2 separate regions of the Homo sapiens genome follow, and region 1 is linked to region 2. The links are chromatin loops, found by intact Hi-C in ENCODE. Cell type or tissue: CD14-positive monocyte. All regions are shown on one strand. Each heading gives the region's core, and the rest is flanking DNA. Links, peaks and the distances in the headings are about the cores only.

Region 1 (8,335 bases), core at 302-8,301, 310 kb before region 2:
AAGCTTACCATCCTAAGTCTGGCCTCATTGCAGAGTTGAACCAGCCCTCTCCAGCACCATTCTCAATCTGCAGGGGAGAGTCTCTGGTCTAGCTTGGATGATGTCAGGTGTGCATCCTCACAATCAGCCAGGTCCTGGGACTGTCCTCCAGTGTGGGTGTCACAGTTTGGCTTCTGCGGATGCTGAGATCATGTTTGGGAGCAGGGTGTTTATAAGAAATCAACACCTGCAGAAGGGAGGTGGAAGAAGCAGGACTGGGTGACGAGAGAAGCTGAACTGGCATGCAGACCAGACAAGGACTCAGTCAATCCTCAGAGTTGTCCCCATGTGGGTCTTTGTGCCCTGAATGATCTGCCACTAGATGCAGGCCACCATGGGAAGGGCATGCCCTGAGAGAGGAGATGCTCTACAGCTGAGGCAGCCCCTGAAGGAGCTGAGAGCACTCCCAGCAGCTGGGGCAACAAGTCCCCCTGAGTGAGACTGAGATGCTCATTCCTGGGCCCTCCACATGCACCTCATAGCACTGGCCTCAGAGTGTTGTTAGGAAGAAAAAAAAAATGGGTTACAAAATGTGAGATATGGTCCATAAAAAGGACTCAGTAAATGCTGTCTTCTGATGACATTGATGTTAGTTTCACCTGATTTCACCAGAAAACTGATGTTTGTGAGCACTTTTTTTTTAAGATAGGCTGGAGTGCAGTGGTGCAATCTCAGCTCACTGCCACCTCCACTTCCCATGTTCAAGCAATTCTCATGCCTCAGGCTCCCAAGTAGCTAGGACTACAGGCACCTGCCACCACAGCTGGCTAATTTTGGTACTTTTAGTAGAGATAGGGTTTCATCATGGTGTCCAGGCTGGTCTCGACCTCCAGACCTCAAGTGATCTGCCCATCTTGGCCTCCCAAAGTGCTGGGATTACAGGCGTGAGCCACCATACCTGGCCAGGAAGACAGATGTTGGGTATAGATAAGCCACATGGTGTGGCTCACCCAGGCCTTGCACCCCACTGGCACAGGCCATCCCCTTGTCAGTCACTTCAGCATCTGGGGTAGAATACCATATATGCACTTGTATTTGGAGGGCGGATGTGGTCTACACATTTTGTAAGTATACATTGGCCATTTGAAAGTCTGGTTCGTTATTCCTCAGCCATTGCAATGAAGCAATTTTCTGCTTTTGCAGCGCCAATAATAACTATGTTGGCAAGCCTGTAGTTCTGATATCCAACGTAGCAGAAGAAAAGTCTGTCTTAGCTCTTAGAGAGAGACCAATTTGCCTTCTGTATGTTCTCCTTAGACCTCCAGCAGATTGGATGGTGCACACCCACATTGAGGGCAGATCTTCCCAGCCTAGCCCACTCAGACTCATGCATTAATCTCTGGAAAAGTCCTCACAGACACAACCAAAATAATACCTACTAGGTATTTCTTAACCCAGTCAAGTTGACACCTAAATTAAGTCCACAAGTTCATCCTTTATCAGTTGGCACCCACATGCATCTCCTTAAACCACGATTTCCAAGTAAAGACAAAAACAAGTTAATAGTTCTGCCTAATATGATGCAACTATCCTTCATACTGTTGAAAACACACTAATCCCTTCTGCAGAATATGGCTTTCATGATTTCAATATTATGGATTTTAATCTTTCAGGAGTGTGATTTTAGACATTAAAGATTTTAGTTGTTAGGGGTATTTAGACTTTAGGGATTTGATCTTTAGGGATTTTGCTCTTTTGGGATTTCAACATTCAGGATTATGGCATTTGGGATTGTGTCTTTTGGAATTTGATGTTTCAGGATCATGATCAGCACTGGTCTATGCAAGAAACAAGGCCAGGCTGAGCTGTTCAGGGGACAAGACGCTGGCAGGTCTGAGACTGGTCTAGGCTAAACACAAGGATGGGGACTACTACTGAATGGGGCATATCTGAGGCCCAGTCATGGGTAAAGACCCATGGCAACCTCCCTGGGCAAGATGCAATGAGAGTTGTGACTTCCCCAGAGTCAGAAGGCCAGGTCTGAAGCAAGCTCCAGGAGAGGCTTAAGTCAGTTGAAAGCTTGAAGCAATTGGTGATTCAGCTAGGCAGTTCAGGCTTCCCCAGTCAGCTCTTCTCCTAGGGCTCGTCCTTTGGGGTCTTAAAGGAGCTAGGCCTTTTAAAGTAGGATCTGATCCCCAGTAAAGAGAAATGCATCCATTTTATCTGGAAGCCTTTAGTGCCTGGGTCATATGGCAATTTCAACACAAGAAGACTAGAGAAAAGGATGCACTAAATCCATTACAAGCTGTGTCAATATCCTCTGGTATGTCTCACCAGGTTCTTTTTCCTCTAGGGCCAAACTTTCTAGGATTATACCAAAGATACCTATAATTAAGCATTGACAGGTCATCAATGTCAACTTGTAAGCCTCAGATGGCGACTTGATGGAGAATGTCACTGAGCAATGTCACTCATTGTATGTTGTGAGAGTGGAAGAGAATTCCAATTGTAATTCACTCAATGAATATGTACTGAGTTCTAGGGTCCATGCTAGACTTGGGAGCTACAAATTTAAATAAGATTCAATCCCTGCCTGGGGGAACCCAAAGGGAAGAGGTGAGATTTTGTAATCACATAACAGAAAGCAAAAGGGATGGAAGGTCATGATGACAATGGGAAGTGAAAGGATTGTGTGCAGCCTCCTATCTCCCATGCTTTCCCACATTCCTCCTCTTCCCATCACACAAAAACACAGAGCATCAGAAAGAGTCCCTCATGCCTCTCTTGAAACTGCTTAGGTAGAAAATAAGTTGGATACACAACAAGAATGAAACTCAGTGGCTTTCTGTACAGCAAAAGACCTGTCATACTCCAATTGACCCAGGGAGACAAGACTAGGAAGGGGAGAGCCATGAAGCTAGGATCCTGCTGTGGCAGAACAAAAATGGAATTCCTGGGGGCTTACAACACACAGAGCAGGAAATAGGATGCCTCATCAGGAAATGGCAGTGGGCTTAAGTTGGCCATGAACTTATTGTCAAGGAGTCTGGACCATATTTGGAGGATAATAGAGAGCTGTTAGGGATTAACAGCTTTTAAATGTCAATGAGACAGGAGTGCAGTGTATTAATTCAAGATGAAAGATTGAAGAGATGGAGACTAAACACACCCCATGAATTCTTCCATGGCTCCACCCAGAGTGGCTGACTCTGACCCCCAGAACTACAGCTACTCAAAGATCCTCCCAATCCAGTGATTCTCCCGGCCACTGCCTGGCCAAGGTGGCCGTCCCAAACTCCTGAGGGGCTTCTTGGCTGGCTTTCTGGGAGGAGCCCCTCTGAGGTCACCTGAGGCCCCCTGAGTTCTATCTTCTTTAAAGAAGCCTGCTCCTGCTGGGTACCCTCTGTTCCCTGATACACCAAACCTGAAAGCTGAAGATTCTCTTTCCCTAGCTTGTCCCTTCTTCACTGGTCTCAAAATAAACTCATGGACCAAATTCACTCTTAAAGGATTTACCAGAGTCTCTATAGGGAAGAGGGAATTTAAAAAATAGTAAGATGGAGTAGTTATGAGCTCAGGGAACCCCACGGTGTCCTCACAATCAAGACATCTGACTCCCATTCTTAATATCTAGGAACTTCAGAAAAAGCTCCCAAGTTTCCAAGAATTCATACTTCAAGCCTCCCTTTTCCACCAATTCCAGATGTAGTGGGAAATCATCTTCTGTTCCCACAGCCCTAGTCTCAGAAACCCCTAATCTAGCTCTGGCCCTGCCTATGTGGCCCACTTTTGGCTCTAGTGGGGTTTCTACCCTCTCATTACCCTCTCACATTTGTATTTTTCTTCTCTTTTATTTCCCACAGCCCCAACTAAACTTCTTCCCAACAAAAAGTAGTTTCTATGTCACAGGCAGTTCCCAAAACACCCTGTAGGTGACTCCAGTATGCCACCAGTAATAAGAGGCTTACTTGATCTTTTGACCAAGAAGTCTTCACCTCAGGAAATTTCAAATAAATATCAAGGTTTACTTGCTTTTTTGCTTTGCTGTATTTTAAGATCATGGAACAAATCTGAATTCTGAGACCAGCCTCTTACAAAAGCAAACTGTCATGGAGGGGCAAAAGACCTTGAAAAACCTGCAAGGGTCTTTAGAAAGGAGAATGAAGATGTGACAACTTAAAATGATGATATTATTATTTCTGCTTTGAGTCAGCATACTACCAGTAAGCTCTTAAAGCATGTTTATTGCCTAGCGGGGTAATGCTCTTATAACGTTTCAATGTGCAGCACCACATTGTACCCAAAGGAATAGGATTAGCTGTGGATAAACATGCTGAAAATTCTTTATCATTTGCAGAAGAAAGAATTTTCTTTTAGTTACAATTCTGGAAGTAGAGCCAACTTATTTTCAATGGCTTCTTCAATTTAAATGAGATTATGCGTTTCTGAGCAGTTGAATAAAACAAGGAACCAGTGTCAAGCCAAAGCACCTTAAAGTGGAGAAAAGTCTAAATTATTCAATAAGGGTTTTATCTTTCATTTGTTGGATTTGGATAACTCCACTGGAACTCACTGAGACATTCTATGTCCTAGATTAGAATTTTTTAAATATATTTAAAAAGACATGGTTACTGAAATATCCACCTGATAAATTATTCTCATTTATAAGTATAGTAGACATATATCTTAGACTTCTCTGGGACAATTCCATTTTCAATGTATTTTATTCTTTCCTATAAAGGCAGCATGTTCAATGTTTAACCAAACTTGATTCCATATTATTCAATTTAGAGATTAGAAAACATCTATCGCTGGACCACCTGTTTTAAGTTTATAAAATAAGGGCGCCATGAGCTCTCATGAGCTCTAATGTAGTGATATTCCACTACCTTTATAATACTCAAGAATCTCAGCTAATTTAGCTTAGATTTACAGAAATCATTAGGATGTAAAAGCATTTGTAAGGCAATGTAATTTATCCTTCTCTTTCAGGTAGACAGTCACACCTGAATCGTCCCAGACTAATGAGAATTCATTCTGTTTCTAAAGACATTCAGAAAATTAGATCAACAAGCCTTTTCCATTGCACCTTTCCTTTCTGAATACACGGTCATCATGTTCTATTAATAGATGAGAAAGAAAGTCAAGTTCTAGACCTGGTCATCCCATATTTGTAGTAAAGACTGTTTTTCCCGTAGCTAGCTGGTGATAGGGTTTTAGGGTCCACAATCTATTTACTTTTTTCTAAACCATTCTGAAAGTCAGCAAAAATGACTATATATCCTATTAACAAATTTGTCACACCGTAAAAGACCTTGCTGTGTCCCTTTGCTATAATTTCTCTAGCTGACTTCTTCCTCTATAGCCTCAAGGATGCCCTTTGCTGCTATATCACCCATGGGCTCTCTGGAACTCTCCATACCCAGTAAATAAGCTTCCTAGTAACATTCACTTAGTCACTGAACACTTGCTCCATTGCCTTCGTTAACTGAAATCCACCTCTACTCTGAAGGACACTGCTTTCCCACAGCCCTAGCCATGGGAGACTGCGCACGGAGACCCCAGCGCTGTTCTGCGGTCCAAAGGTAGAGGTGGCATTATTTCTCTGCCTTCATGTAAAAATGCCCACATTTTAATGCTCATGCCATCCTACTCTTTCTAGGACACTTACTCCTTCTTCTTGAGGTTCATTTCTGAGGTCTTAACTCTTTATTTATTAATTACATCTGGCTCCCATTCCTCCTCTCTCCCAAGTCTTGCCATATTGTTCATTGTTAATGTGGATGGCCATCCAGCACCTCATCGCCAATGACATCCACCTCTAGCCCTTTTCAGCCATCTATTAGCATGGCCACATCATGGATCTAGGGGTCACATTTGTGCCTCTGAAGTCTTCAGCTCAAATTTTTTACTCTCTGACCTAACTTGCTCTTCTAGGTTGGTGACGTAGGTTGGTAACCTCGTATTATAATCTAAAGTAATTCCTTGCCAGCTTTCTCAATTTTTTTGCACCCAGGACTTCTGCAGTGACTGTTTGGGGAACTCCAACCCTGGACCTATAACAATACATTTTCTCCATACCCAGATAAATGAGCTTCTGGAACTGCAGTTTGGAACCATTTCAAACCCACTATCTTCAATTCCAGCTGTGCCCTCTGTCTTACCACCAGGAGGTCCCTTATTATTGGCCACTCCCCAGTCATTTCAGAACAACCGTATTCTCTCCACATCTTCCCACCACTCTGCTCTTTCATTCCCTCCACTTCAGTAGACCCACTGGTCTCTTGCTACTTGGCGAAAATTGAATCTATCTGATACGACTTTCCTCAAATTTTCTCCTTCCCTTTATAAATTATAGCTTCTCTTGCACCCATCCTTGCCTTGTGTCCTCTAATCTCAGGCAGTGAGCTACAGTCCATGTGCTCCCGACCTTATCCTTTATGTCAATTTCAGGGCCCTGAACCCTCAGGCATTTTCAATTTACTCTTTGTTCCCCAGAGGACAAAGTCTATATTTCCTATCATGACTTATTCCAAGTCACTTTTTTTCACTCTTAAGCACTCCTCTGTGCTCTAGAACTGCATGAACCAATTTGGTATCCACTAACCATGTGTGGCTTTTTAATTTAAATTTATAAAAATTAAATAAAAATTCAGTTACTCAGTTGTACTAGTCACTTTGAATTTTTTTAAGTATATTTTTAATTATTATGGATACATAATAGTTGTATATATTTATGGGATACCTGTGACATTTTGATACAGGCATACAATGTGTAATAATCACATCAGAGTAATTAGGGTATCCATCACCATGATTTCTTTGTGTAAGGAAAATTCTAATTTTACTCTTTTAGTTTTTTAAGTTAAAAATTATTGTTGACTGTAGTTCCCTGTTGTGCTACCAAATACTAGACCTTATTCATTCTAACTATATTTTTGCACTAATTAACCATCCCACTTTGCCCCTCCCTCTCTGCTACCCTTTCCAGCCTCTGGTAACCACCATTCTATCTTCATGAATTCAGTCGTTTCAATTTTTATTTTGCACATATGAGTGAGAACATACAATATTTGTCTTTCTGTGCCTGGCTTATTTCACTTAACATAACTTCCTCCAGGACAATCTGTACTAATCCATTCTCACACTGCTACAAAGAACTGTCTGACACTGGGTAATTTACAAAGGAAAGAGGTTTAATTGACTCATAGTTCTACATGGCTGGGGAGGCCTCAGGAAACTTATAATCATGGTTGAAGGGGAAGCAGGCGCATCTTACATGGTGGCAGGCGAGAGAGAGCATGAGAGTGCAGTAAAAACTACCATTTATAAAACCATCAGATCTCATGAGAACTTATTTACTATCATGAGAACATCATGAAAGGAACTGCCCCCATAATCTACACTTCCCACCAGGTCTATACAACACCTGGGGATTACAATTCAAGATGAGATTTGGGTGGGGACACAAAGCCAAACCATCTCACCATCCATGTTGTTACAAATGACAGGATCTCATTTTTTTTGTAGCTGAATAATATTTCATTGTGTATATGTGTCACATTTTATCCATTTAGCCATTCTTTTTTCTCTTTTTGTGTGAGACAGGGTCTCTTATATTCTGTCACCCAGGCTGGAATGCAGTGGCATGAACACGGCTCACTGCAGCCTTGACCTTCTGACCTCAAGCAGCCCTCCCATCTCAGTCTCCAGAGTAACTGGGACTACAAGTGCATAACACCACAGCTGGCTAAATTTTTTAATTTTTTGTGAAGATGGGGTCTTTCCATGTTGCCCAGGCTGGTCTCAGACTCCTGGGCTCAAGCCACGCTCTGCTTTGGCCTCCCAAAGTGTTGGGATTATAGATGTGAGCCACTTCACTCAGCCAATTTAGCATTTTTTAAAGTGCCCATGGCCATATGTGGCAAGTGTCTCTATTGTGCTAGATACACAGACATAAAACATTTCTATCACTGAGGAAAGTTCTTGTGGCCAGCAGCACTGGTCCTGTTACTGAAAATCTTGCACCTGCTGAAATGGCCAACATTTCTTGTGTCTTTAGATCATTGCACCTCGAGATGTAATGCCTGTCCCTAGATCATAGCATTCAATCTGGCCTCCTAGATGTGTCATTATGTGGGAATCCACTTCCTGAAACAACTTTTGGTATTGTTGCAAACAAACATTGAATTCCTTCACATCAATATTTATCTTCATGTGGTAAATAATGTGCATTTCAGGCAGCAATAGGTGTACTGTTAAGATACCCATGTATTTTTTTCTCCAATAAAGAACTAGGAAGATGCACTGACAGGAGATAAAACATTCTACCTTCAAGGAGGGCCTTTTGATCCCA
Region 2 (8,335 bases), core at 90-8,089:
GAAAAAGAAAAGTTATTGTAGATATATAAATTTCTTTCTTTTAAAATACCTTTTGATTATATAATAAAAATTCCCCAAATAAAGTCTGAAGTTAGAGTTTGTAATTAAAAACCTCCAAAGAGTAAAAGTAACTCTTTTTCTCTTCTCTCTTCATCTCCCCCCCAAAAAATAAGCCTTCACAGAAGATGATTTTGGCATTGGTTATGATGTTTTATTGGCATTTGGGGCTTTTAATCTTTGTCTTTAAACATAATAGTAGTGATAATGCTACAGTGCTTTTCTTTTCCTGTTTTGAGCTTCTAAATCCAGCTAAGTTATTTTCACTTACTGTTACAAGACAGAGAAGAGGCCGGGCTCTGTGGCTCACGCCTGTTATCTAGCACTTTGGGAGGCCGAGGGGGGCAGATTGCCTGAGCTCAGGAGTTAGACTAGCCTGCACAACGCGGTGAAACCCCGTCTCTACTAAAAATACAAAAAATTAGCCTGGCTTGGTGCTGTGTGCCTGTAGTCCCAGCTGCTCGGGAGGCTGAAGCAGGAGAATTGCTTGAACCCGGGAGGCGGAGGTTGCAGTGAGCCCAGATCGCGCCACTGCACCCCAGCCTGGGCGACAGAGCGAGACTCCGGCTCCAAAAAATAATAATAATAATAATAAGAGAGAGGAGAAAAAACTTATTTTTCTGTAGATAATATATTGAAATGCAGATGTAGTATAGACAGTTCTAAACCAGACAATGACATTTTAAAAATAAATTTAGCCAGTCGTTTACAGAAAAACAATGACATACTGATATTAGAATAGGTGTCTCCTATTAGTTGACAATGAGTGATACATAATTTAAAACTAAGGATGACAACAGTTTCACTATTAACTCTTATTATTGTAGAAACCTGGTAAAATTGAATTCCACACTAGATGGTATAGTTTAAGACTTAACGCCTCACATTCTGACCTCATTAAATAGAAATCTGTTTAATCTCTGCAAGGAAATATTTTGTCCAGGAACGCCTACGTTTGTGGCAGGTGGAGACAGCTTATTAGGCAGCCTGCTCTCCTCTTATGATGGCCTTGGTCCGGGATCGCAGGGCTCATTATGTCATGAGCATAGTTATTAGATGGGTTCACTGCTTTTCCTCCTCCTTGAGGGGGACCTTTGGCACACGCTGGGAGGCCATGAAAGCCAAGGCCACCGAGCTGCGGGTCTGCTGCGCGCGTAGGAAGCGAGAAGCTCGGGAATTCAAGCCCCCGCAAATGCGCGGGTCCACGAGGTAGGCTGAGCTCCGCGCCTGGGTAGAGGAGGAAGCGAGCAGGGTCCAGGGGCACGGCGGGAGGCTGAAGGGTTATTTACGGGGGTGCAGCTTTCCTCTGGGGTATCGCAGCAGCCTCCAGGCTGTGGGAGTCTTGTGGGGAAGCCTTGAGGCAGGCGGGACAGTGAAAGCGCAGCGGGGTGGCTTGGGAGCCCGCCCCGCCTCCTCCTCCCCCTCTCCACTCCCCTCCTCCCGCGCGTGCTCCCTCCCCATCCTCCTTTCCATCTCTTCCCCCTTCCCCCACTCCTTCCCCCTCTTCCTTCCCTCCACACCTCCTCTACTTCCTTTCCCTCTCCCCTTCCCCCCCATCCCCAACCTTCTCCCTATCCCCCTCCTCCCCATCTCCTTCCCCCTTCCCCTCCCCACCCCGTTCCCCACCCCCCTCCACTCGCGGCCCTCCCCGGCCCCCGCCCACGGATTCCCGCGCTTCGCCGGTTACCTGGGAGTCGCCATGGCAACGGACGCCGGGTTCCCGACTCCGACTCAGGAGAGCGAGCGGCTCCGCGGGAGGCGCACGTCCGGGGCTGCAATGGCGAACTGGGGCGACTCGCCTGAGACAGAGGAGGGCCGGAAGATCATGGAGGGCCTCGAGGCCTCTATTGAACAATTCCAGTTCAACCCCAGGTGACCAGCGGGAGAGGCAGTCCCCGCCGGCCCGCCCCGGAGCCCTCGCGCCCCGGCCCTCGCTCAACGCCTTTCCAGGCCCCTTGCTCCAGCCGCTGGGCTTCAGTTTTTTGTTTGTTTTTCGAGGGGATCACTGTCCGAAAAGAGCTGCAGTTTTCACTTCTTCAAGTGTATAGCTGGACACTAAGAGCACGGACTCTGGAGCCAGACTGCCCGGATTCCAGAATCTTGGCGACCCTCTCACAGGGGCCGTGAGTTAGGCGACTGACTGCTCTGTGCCTCAGTTTTCTCAGCGGGAAATAATCGTTCATGAATGATGAAGAGTAGTGCCTGCTTCATAGATCATAGTGAATATTAAATGAGCTAATCTAGGACACAGTACCCGTCTTAGTCCCCTCGGGCTGCTGTAACAAAACAACATAGGCTGGGTGGCTTATAAGCAACAGGAATTTGTTTCTCCCAGTTCTGGAGGCTGGGAAGCCCACTGGCAGATTCCAGGTCTGATGAGGGTCCCTTCTGCACAGACAGTACCTCCTGGCTGTGTCTCCACATGGTGCAACGGGCAAGGGAGTTTTCCCCCACGTCCCCCACACCCGCTCCCACCCTGCTTTTAGAAGGGCACTAATCCCATTTATAGGGCTCCACTTTCATGACCTAGTCACCTCCAAAGTCCACACCTGCTAATATCGTCATCTTGGGGGTTAGGATTTCAACATGAATTTTCAGGAGACACACTCAGACCATAGCAGAATCATAGAAGTGTTTGCCGATGTCATTATTTGCTATTCCTTGATCCTTGTTTAAAACCCGTCCCTTTCATAATCCTTTGCCCCCTGTGTTCTAGCTTTGTTGTTTATTTGGATAATGTAGAGCTGATGTTTCTGGGAAAATGCAAATTTCTTTCTAAAAACCTTTTCAAATCAGTAGGTAGCCAGAATTAGCTTAGCTGCTATGGGAGAACTTACCGTTGTATAAGGCAGGGGCCTCATGGTGCCAGGTGGGCTGGCTTAGGGGCAAGCCCCTCACACAGACACAGCTCCAGGGTGAGAAGAAGGGACCACAGGTGTCCTAGCCCAGCAGTGGGACTGACCCAGTGAGGCAATGCTCCTGGGCTGGGCTTCCCCAGCTTCACTGTATTCAATGGGTACGTTTGTTAAAATGGGTCAGGGTGCACGGGACCTGGTCTAGTGGTGGTTGTGAATAGCATTTATTAGAGGCAGCACGTGATAAACACCAGAGGCACACAGCGTCTACCCTGTTCTAGTGTTTGCTGATAGGAATGGTGTCCTGCCCTGGACTCCTTGGCATTCCATGGTGGGGTAGCTCCCAAAAAAAAATGCACTTGCCAGGCTCAAGAGCAGACCGATGGTGCCGGGTGCTCTTTGGCTGAACAAAAGAACCACTGATGCCCATATTCCTTCCTCTTCACCCAAAGTACTAGGGCGACTGAGCTGGTGCCTGGGTGTGAATGAGAGAGGCTCAGGTGCTGAACGTGGTCCACAAAGCAGACGAAAGCCCGGCCTTTGTGGAGTTTGCATCCTAGTCAGGAATTGATGATGAACTAGATAAACAAGTAAACTATGTAATAAGTTAGATAGTGGTTAGTGATAAGGAAGAAACCGAACATGGGGAGGGAGAAGAGGAAAGTGAGTAAGTGTGTGAGAGTGTGTGTGTGTGTGTGTGTGTGGCAAGTGGGGAGGGAGCTGTGATTTAATTTTTGTTTTGTTTTGTTTTGTTTTTTAGAGTCAGGGTCTCACTCTGTCACCCAGGCTGGAGTGTAGTGGCACAATCATGGCTCAGTGCAGCCTTGAACTCCTGGAGTCAAGCGATCCCTCCACCTCAGCCTCCTGAGTAGCTGAGACGACAAGCACACCCCAGCCTGCCTGGCTAATTTATTTTTAATACAGGGTCTTGCTGTGTTGCCCAGGCTGGTCTCAAACTCCTGGGCTCAAGCAGTCCTCCAGCCTCGGCCTCCCAAAGTACTGGGATTACAGGCATGAGCCACCATACCCGGCCTGGACTGCAGATTTTAGAAATGGTGATCAGGGAAGGCTTCACTGAGAAAATGACACTGGGGTGAAGACTTGCAGGCTTGAGGGGGGAGCCCTAAGGATCTATCAGGCTAGCAAGTGTTCCAGGCAGAGAGAACACTGGGTAGAAAGATGGTGCCTGGATGTCCTAGGAGCAGCAAGGAGGCCAGTGTGGCTGGAGCAGAGAGGGAGAATAGTGGAGGTGAAGTCAGAGGGAAGGGGGACGGTGCCTGTGGCGAGGGACTTTAGACTACCTTAAGGACTTCAGCTTTTACTTTGAGATGGGAAGCCATGAGGGGATTGGAAAAGAGGAGTGACATGATTTGATTTATCCTTCAATGGGATTACTCTGACGGCTGTTTAGATAATAGACTATAGTGAGGACGAGGGCAGAAACAAGGAAACAGGAGACTATTACAATATTCCTCATGGAAGATGACCATGGGGTAGCAGTGGTTGGAGGTCCGGAGAGACTGTGATGAACAGGTAGAATGGAATTGCCAGTAACCCGGATGGGGAGGATAATGAGATGAACAGGTCTGAAGGGAATATCATAAGCTTACTTCTGGTCATTATATGTCAGCAGTGACTATTAGACATCCATTTAGGCTGTTAAGTAGGTAGTTGATTAGATGAGTCTGAAGTTAAGAAGAGAGGTTCAGCTCGGCTGTATCAGTTTGGAAATAATTAGCACAAAGATGGTGTCTTAAGCTGAGAGCCTTGGTGACATCAGCCAGGAAGTGAGTGTAGTTAGAGAAGTTTATGAGCCATGGGGCACATCAAAGTTCTGTGTTCTTTGAAGAGGAGTAAAAGGAAGCAATATTCTTATTTAGCCCTGAGAAATATGCCACAGTGAAAGTTTAACACACCTAATGTTGTCTTCATTGACTGATTTATTAATAAGCATTTGTAGGATGGACAATTCTAGGATTCAGTGAGAAGAGTCATTGCATTTTATTAATACATATTCATAGGTCTGTTTTCCAAAATAAATTAGGACGTTAATTTTGTATGTAATTTATTTTAAAAAACATAATTATCTTCCCCAAATTCTGTTTTATGCATAACCACCAACTTATTATTCAGAAATAGAATTGCTGAGACTATAAATAAAGACTGTGTAGGAACCACTTAGCTAATTTGTTGTGATGTGGGTTTCCATTCTAGGTAGCAGGGTTGTTAGCTAAAATTAGAGACATTTGGAATTTGAAGGGACACTGAAGAATAAATCTTCCTCATTCAGTTAGATTCTGAATGAGCTGGAACTTTTTGAGTCAGTCACATAAAGAGTTAGGACTGGTGAAATCGGAGAGTCATGGGCTTATCCTCATCAGGGAGTTAGAAGAAGAATCTGCCATTTCCGGCTGCCCCTCTGTCACCCAGGCTGGAGTGCAGTGGTATGGTCACAGCTCACTGCAGCCTCTGACCTCTGAGCTCAAGGGATCCTCTCACTTCAGCCTCCTGACTAGGTGGAGCCGCCGGTGTGTGCCACCAGGCCCAGCTAATTTTTTTTTTTTTTTTTTTTTGTATTTTTGTAGAGACAGGGCTTCACCACGTTGCCCAGGCTGGTCTCAAACTCCTAAGCTCAAGCAGTCTGCCCACCTTAGCCTCCCAAAATGCTGGTGTGAGCCACCACACCCAGCCTGAACCTGATTTTAAAATATCATATTGTATTATTGTAATATTATGGTACCAGAAGGAATACCTGAAAACATAATTTCAAGTTTCTAAATCATATCCTGAAAAAAAATTGGTAAAAACTATTCACACTCCATAAACCACCCATGATAGGTCTTTTGCTTAAAATGGGAAGGAACAGAAGAACATACATGTTCATGCTTAATGAAAAATGTGGCTGAATAGTAAAAAGGAGCCGCTTAGCACTGGGTAGGGTAAAGGATTGCATTTCTAGACTGGAAAAGTGAATCACTGGGATCTGTTAAATGTGCAGCAGTGTAGACTATACAGAAACAGAATTAGTTCCCATGGCTGTTTATATTTACTATATTGATGTAGCACTCAGGGTCCAGACAGGAGGCAGAAACCTCACTGCTAATTTCAACAGGGACTATTTCCTGTTCTCTGTTAAATAGTAAGAAGGATTTTTAACTAGTGAAAGGCAGTAAGGTGGTAAAAGAAGACTCTAGACAATACACTGATAGCAAACACAAAAAGCAGCTATGACCTCCAGGTCTGAGGAAGAGGAAACAGGGCAGAAACTAAGGAGTTAGAAGACCCGCCCTCAAAGGCTGAGATTAGGAATGATACCTCTTTGGAGAAGACATGGTGGGAGAGAAACTTGCCAGAGGGTGTGACAACTGCTGGTCTGCAGGGATGGCTTGCCCAGTGGCTGCGAAACTTGCTGAAAGGTACAGACAGGTCAAAGTTCCTTACCTAGCTGCGAGATCCAAATGTTCGTTCCTGGAAGTCCTGACTTTTAAAAGTTCTGCCTTTTTTTTTTTTTTTTTTTTTTGCTGCCTTTTTTCCATTAATCTTTATTACTGGGCACGGAAACACTAAGAGGCACCCCAAAGAATCCTCTGGGTTCCAGACAGAGTTCTCCTTGACTCCGTTGTTCACCAGCAACCCAATTGCCCCTTGGTATTCAGAATCAATCCACTTCAGCCAGTAGAGTGACTCCCTTTTCTGCCTTTGTTTCAGCAGCATAAGGATCACAAAGTGACCAGTCATCAGTGTCATCTAATTCAATAGAATTTCTGTTATGTTTTCTGCTGGAAACATTCTTCCCTTGTGAACTAAGACTTCCAAACCAGCAGATCCTAAAGTTGCAGAGACAGGAAACTATAATTTTGGGCGTGAGTTATGAGGCATAAGAGTGAGAGGTGCCTCTTCATTCTTGGACCTATGACTGTAGGAGAGATAGCACCATATACTGTTTCAAAGCATATACTGCATCCTGTGAGACAGAACTGCATTCTTTCATGGATTTGCTTCTCCCAAATATTGCTGGCAGTGCAGGTGTGTGCCACCATGCCCAGCTAATTTTATTTTTTTTATTTTTATTTTTTTGTAGAGACAGGGTCTCACTATGTTGCCCAGGCCATTCCTGAACTCCTGGGCTCAAGTGATCTTCCCGCCTCGGCCTCCCAAAGTGCTGGGATTGCAGGCGTGAACCACTGTGCCTGGCCTTAAATGAATCTTCAGTAAGCTATTTAACCTATTAGGCGAGCCACTTCTGGGTGATGGGTTATATGATAAGATCACTGAATTCCATGGGCATGAATCCATTGCTGCCTGTCTTTTGCTGTGAAATGAGTTCCTTGATGGGAAGTGGTGCTGTGAGAATACCGTGATGATGGATAAGATGTTCTGTAAGTTCATGCTCGGTGGTTCTGGCCAGTGCAGTATAGTCAGGGAATGCAAATCCATATCCAAAATAAATGTGTGTTCCGGTGAGGATGATGGAAGAAGTTCAGTGCTATCAACCTGTCGCTAGGTGGCTGGCTATTCCCTGTGGTTCATGCTGCCACGTTGGGAGCTCAGTATTGATCTCTGCTGTTGACTAGTTAGACACTCAGCACCTGTGGTAGCCAGGCCAGCCTTGGTAAGGGGAAAACCACATTGTTGAACTCCTGACACCATGGCCATTTTGTTCGAGGGCCATCAAGCAAGCAGGGGTGGCTGCAAAAGGAAACTGAACGATATCCACAGAGTGTGTCATTTTGCCTAATTATTTAACTACTTTCTCTGTAGGGGATTCCCTTGGGTGGGCATTCAGATGCCGCACAAACACCTTTACAGTCTGTGCCCATTTTCAAAGGCTCATCCACAGAACTCTTCCCAGACATTCTTGACATCCATCTCTCAATCTGTTCCTTCCAAGTTCCTGACCATCTTGTTAACTGTTTAGCAGCTGCCCATAAATTAATGTCAATACATAATTCTGGCCATCCTTCATCCAGAAAAAGTAGACAACCAAATATACTGCTTTCAGTTTATTCAGTGAGAGGATTTTCCTTCATGATTGTGTCATTCAGGGTCACTTCTGAGTGTGGCTGTGAGACTGCAGGTAACTACCAGCTGGTGAGGAACCCATCTGTGAATCAGGCTTGAGGTTTTTTCCCTCAGTCACCTGGTCATAAAGAACTTCTCGGGTTGGGTTCTCAGGGCTTCAACTTTAGTAGGCATGGTTCAATTTTTCCCCTCATTAACCTTGACCTTGTTGAGTTGGTGCCTACCAAAGTTCTCTATTTTAAATTTACCATTCTTTTCTTTGGAATAAATTACTATTTTCTAGGTATTACAATTTACTTTTTTCTAAAACTTATTCTAACCAGCCATAGTCACCAATGATGACTCCTCTCTTTTATTTTTATTTTTTGAGGCAGGATCTCACTCTGTCATCCAAGCTGAAG

Evidence for each region. A loop is a pair of places that touch in the nucleus more often than their neighbours do. Peaks named below come from ENCODE experiments on the same cell type or tissue, not always from the same donor. Only the 100,000 strongest peaks of a DNase experiment are listed, where the experiment ranks them.
Region 1: a loop joins it to region 2, with 1.8 times the contacts of the local background. A loop is called at or near these places in 2 of 110 quality-filtered maps.

Annotation. Positions count from the first base shown.
Region 1 is chr10:23,652,501-23,660,835 of GRCh38, reverse strand. No RefSeq gene overlaps it. Among named protein-coding and RNA genes, the nearest start is that of OTUD1, 220 kb to the right of the region's middle. In CD14-positive monocyte, for the core only: CTCF peaks have their summits at 3,691 and 3,894; a DNase peak (open chromatin) is centred at 3,915.
Region 2 is chr10:23,337,500-23,345,834 of GRCh38, reverse strand. It overlaps C10orf67 (chromosome 10 open reading frame 67), which reads left to right and starts at 1,038. Exons shown (of 16, transcript NM_001371909.1): 1 at 1,038-1,266. The coding sequence starts at 1,061. It overlaps C10orf67-AS1 (C10orf67 antisense RNA 1), which reads right to left and starts at 1,878. Exons shown (of 2, transcript NR_155752.1): 1 at 1,745-1,878; 2 at 674-1,411. In CD14-positive monocyte, for the core only: no CTCF peak of the experiment used is centred there; a DNase peak (open chromatin) is centred at 4,684; H3K4me3 peaks cover 833 bases; H3K27me3 peaks cover 4,024 bases.